Linked DNA regions of Homo sapiens: region 1 is linked to region 2. Evidence: chromatin loops called from intact Hi-C (ENCODE). Cell type or tissue: Calu3. All regions are shown on one strand.

Region 1 (2,500 bases), 280 kb before region 2:
TCGCCCCTCTTTGAAACACTGCCATGCCTACGTCCATCAGCTACTAAATGATTCTCAAATGTACTGACTGCACTTATATATGCAGTGGCCTACCGAGCATTTTCTTTTGGATATCTCAAAGGCCTATGTCCAAAATTGAAATAGTGACCTTCCCTACAAATGTGATCTTACTGCAGTCCTTATCTCACTGAATGGCACCACTATCCCAGTGTGCAAACCAGAAACCTAGGAGTCATCCTTGACACCTTCTTTCTCCCATGTCCAATTCATCACCAAAGCATGCAGATTTTGCATCCTAAATATTTCTGGAATTCACCAACTTCTCTCCATCATAACTGCTCTGATTCAAACATTTTTGCCTTGTTTGGAACACAATAGCTTTTTCTTTGGCTTGCTAAGAAAACAAACTTTTCAAAATGCAACTCTCTTTCCATTGCTCTTGAGGTAAAGGGAATCTTACTATGGCTTACAAGAGGCTACTTGGTACAGTCCCTTTTTCTCTTCCCAGATTTATCTATTACTACATTCTCCAAGTTTCCTCATCTTACCCTCCAGATGATAAAGTCTAAAAAGACAAAGTTTATGCTCATCATTATATCTTCAGTGTTTAAAACAGTGTCTGGCACATGATAGGTGCTCAATAAATATTTATTAAATGAATGTACAAATGAATGAATCTACGTACTAAAAAAAACAGTCAGTAAAACATCAAAACATTGACACAATATTTCTGATTAGTAAGATTATTGTGATTTATATTTCTTCTTTATACTTATCTTTATGGTATACTTTCTAAAGCCAAAGTATAAAATTGGTTTTTAAGTACTGGTGCTAGGTTCCATTTTACTAGCCTAGTTAACTGAAAGCTGATTATATTTTGAAAAAATACTGCTTAAGTGCTCAATAATTATCTGTTGAACAGAAAATAAGTTAATATTTTAAGGACTTTGGTAAGATAGCCATCCTAATAACATTAATTGTACTATTTGGCCACAAGATGTCAGTAGAGTAAGAAATAATTTTCCCAGTAATTAAAACTTATGAAGATTATGTCTTTCTGAGTTCATGACGATTAAACAGCAATAAATCTGTCACCATATTTCAGGAATGATGCCAGATTAATTCATTTAAAAGCTTCTTCTTTCCTTCTTTTAGTTAAGATGGTCATAAGGCTACATACTCTTGTCCCAAAAGCTCCTTAAGCTGATAAACAACTTCAGCAAAGTCTCAGGATACAAAATTAATGTACAAAAATCACTAACATTCCTATACACCAACAACAGTTAAGCCAAGAGCCAAATCAGGAATGCAATCCCATTCACAACTGGCACAAAAAGAATAAAATACCTAGGAATACAGCTAACCAGGGAAGTGAAAGATCTCTACAAGGAGAACTACAATACACTGCTCAAAGAAATCAGAGATGATACAAACAAATGGAAAAACATTCCATGCTCATGGACAGGAAGAATCAATATTGTTAAAATAGCCATACTGCCCAAATCAATGTATAGATTCAATGCTATTCTTATTAAACTACCAATGATATTCTTCATAGAACTAAAAAAAACTATTTTAAAAATCATATTGAACCAAAAAAGAACCTGAATACCCAAGGCAATCTTAAGCAAAAAGAACAAAGCAGGAGGCATCATGTTACCTGACTGCAAACTATATTACAGGGCTACAGTAACCAAAACAGCATGGTACTGGTACAAAAATGGAACAGAACAGAGAGCCCAGAAATAAGGCCACATATCTACAACCATCTGATCTTTGAAAAAGCTGACCAAAGCAAACAATGGGGAAGGACTCCCTATTCAACAAATGGTGCTGGGATAACGGTCTAGCCATACTCAGAAGATGGAAAACAGACACTTTCCTTACACTATATAAAAAAATTAACTCAAGATGGATTAAAGAATTAAATATAAACCCAAAACTATAAAAACCCTGGAAGAAAATCTAGGCAGTACCATTCTGGACATAGGAATGGGCAAAGATTTCATGACAAAGGTGCCAAAAGAAGTTGCAACAAAAGCAAAAATTGACAAATAGGATCTAATTAAACTACAAAGCTTCTGCACAGCAAAAGAAACTATCAACAGTGTGAACAGAGAGCTTATAGAATGGGAGAAAATTTTTCGGACTATGCATCTGACCAAGGTCTCATATCCAGCATCTATAAGGGACTTAAACATATTTACAAGATAAAAATAATCTCATTAAGAAGTGGGCAAAGGACATGAACAGACACTTTTCAAAAGACATAGACATACACGCGGCCAACAAGCATATGAAAAAAAGCCCAATATCACTGATCATTAGAGAAATGCAAATCAAAACCACAATGAGATACCATCTCACACCGGTTAGAATGGCTCTTACTAAAAAGTCAAAAAATAATAGGTGTTGACAAAGTTGCAGAGAAAAAGGAACATTTACACACTGTTGGTAGGAGTGTAAACTAGTTCAACCAATGTGGAAAACAGTGTGGTAA
Region 2 (2,500 bases):
AGTAAGGCTCCATCTCAAAAAAAACCCAACAAAACCAAACAACCAAAAAACTTTTAAATATATTGGATTATTTTGCAAACCTTATTTTACCTTTCAGATCCTTAATTTGATGCTAGTCATCCACCGTGGAGGGTTTTCTCAGCCAATCAACACATGAAAAAACGTTGTAATACCAGATAATTTGTATCTGCTTGCTTTCACTAGTTATGCTATTGAAAACATTGTATTATATTAGAATGTTGCTGTGTTCTGGCTGGGGGCGGTGGCTCACACCTGTAATCCCAACACTTTGGGAGGCCAAGGCTGGTGGATCACCTGAGGTCAGCAGTTCAAGACCAGCTTGGCCAACATGGCGAAACCCCGTCTCTACTAAAGATATAAAAATTAGCTGAGTGTGGTGGCAGGTGCCTGTAATCCCAGCTACTCAGGAGGCTGAGATAGGAGAATAACTTGAACCAGGAAGGTGGAGGTTGCAGTGAGCCAAGATCGTGCTATTTCACTCCAGCCTGGGCAACATGAGCGAAACTCCATTTCAAAAAAAAAAAAAAGAATGTTACTGTGTTCTAGCAATATAGAGCCCTGCTTAAAAGATGATAAACATTCTTTGCAATATGTTATATATGGGATACTAAATTACAGATTTGCTAATTTTATTTCTTTACAGACCACAGACTGTTAGTTCTTATTCTAGCTTTAGTTGAACTTAATAAACTTGGGATGTATTATAGTCCTAAAGTAAGCAGAAAATATAACTTAATTACTTGATAATTTAAAATATATAAAACCTAAATTTAAATAAATTAAAATACATAAAACCTAAATTTTCTAGTTAATGCTTAAATTCTTTTTCTAGGAGGAATTCATGGATGCTGTTTGTGATGGTGTAGGCTTAGGAATGAAGATTTTATTAGATTCTGGACTGGAAAAAGCAAAAGAACTTCAGCATGAACTCTTTAGGCAGTGTACAAAAAATGAGGTAAGATGAATAAAAGAATATTCTGTACAGTACTAAATAATATATAAAGTTGATTTTTTCAGTCAACAAATTAGATTTCTATAAATTCATATGTTTTAATTTGTTTCGAGTTATTTTTCACTGAAGAGGCTGACATCATGATCTTATGGTGATATTTTCCCAAGTTATTCTTGAGTCACTGCAGCCTCTATTGTTAATATTTTGCTTGGTCCTGTTGCAGCTATTTTCAAGAATTCAGTCTGTAAACTCCTAAGCAGAGAGTGGAGTGTGGTAGTGACACCTAGTGTTCGCTTTCTGGTTGTCATTTTCTTCCTTAGCTTTGTTTAGTCTTCTCCTCTTCTAAGAATGGAAACTATTAGTAACATTTATTGATTCAGTATCTTGAACTAAATATTTTTCTGGGGCATTCACATAAGATATTTCATATCAAGATACAGAACCAATAAGCATTTCAGTGATTTCCTAAAATATGTGTCCTCCCATCCTCCAGCTAACATTACTTAGTACCTTAGGAAAGATCTGGGTTTTAATATTAGAAGACATGTATTTGAAACCTGGTTCTATCACTTTCCACTTATCATTTAGCAAGTCACTTAATGCTCTGACCCTGTCATGTAAGCATACCTACATCACAGGCTGTAAACTATTTACTGATTAATTTCCTCTGACAGTTACTGGACTAGGTGCTTTACATGTAACAGTGGTAAATCTTAGCCATTTCTATAATGGGTTTGTACTTTGTCAGTAAGAAAAAGCCCTATGAATATCATATTTCATATTCATATCATTTTTCAAGGTAGGAATTTATATTCTTCATTTCATTGAATTAGAGTATTTTGCCTAATTACCCAACTATTAAGCCCTGAGCCAGGATTTTATATTCTGCCTGACTCCAAAACTCAACATGCTACATAAATAAGTTTTTAAAACTATTGTTCATGCATTAATTTTCTTTATTGACAATTACTGTTAGTGAAGTGGGGATTAGGAAGATACAAATTCAAATTCTTATGAGACTGAATTTCAGAGACTTGTCTGTTTTAGAGTCTTGTAACAACATATTAAAACCATCCTTGGCCAGGGATGGTAGCTCATGCCTGTAATCCCAGCACTTTGGAAGGCCAAGGCAGGAAGACAGCTTGAGCCCAGAATATGAAACCAGCCTGGGAATCATAGTGAGACCTTGTCTCTACAAAAAATACAGAAATTAGCCAGACATGGTGGCATGCATCTGTAGTACCAGCTACTCCGGAGGCTGAGGCAGGAGTATCACTTGAGCCCAGGAGTTTGAGTCTGCAGTGAGCTGTGATTGCACCACTGCATATCAGCCTGGGCGACAGAGCAAGACCTTGTCTCAAACAAACAAACAAAAACCACCCCTGTCCATTCCATTGCTCTTGTTGGAGTCAGGTGGCTGGGGCAGTGCTACCTGGGGACATTTAGGTTCCTGAGATCTTAGCTACTAGGATGTCTCCTCATTTATGTATATACTGATTGATCTAGAAAAGTAGATCATGTGGAGGA

Evidence for each region. A loop is a pair of places that touch in the nucleus more often than their neighbours do. Peaks named below come from ENCODE experiments on the same cell type or tissue, not always from the same donor. Only the 100,000 strongest peaks of a DNase experiment are listed, where the experiment ranks them.
Region 1: it touches region 2 in a loop (3-fold over the local background); 18 of 110 quality-filtered maps call a loop at or near these places.

Annotation. Positions count from the first base shown.
Region 1 is chr1:200,836,660-200,839,159 of GRCh38, reverse strand. All of the region lies in intron 6 of CAMSAP2 (calmodulin regulated spectrin associated protein family member 2), which reads right to left. Among named protein-coding and RNA genes, the nearest start is that of GPR25, 35 kb to the left of the region's middle. In Calu3, a CTCF peak has its summit at 993 (motif pointing right); no DNase peak of the experiment used is centred here.
Region 2 is chr1:200,557,806-200,560,305 of GRCh38, reverse strand. KIF14 (kinesin family member 14) reads left to right here. Exons shown (of 30, transcript NM_014875.3): 27 at 854-976. Among named protein-coding and RNA genes, the nearest start is that of KIF14, 62 kb to the left of the region's middle. RefSeq lists a silencer at 1,282-1,331. In Calu3, no CTCF peak of the experiment used is centred here; a DNase peak (open chromatin) is centred at 1,245.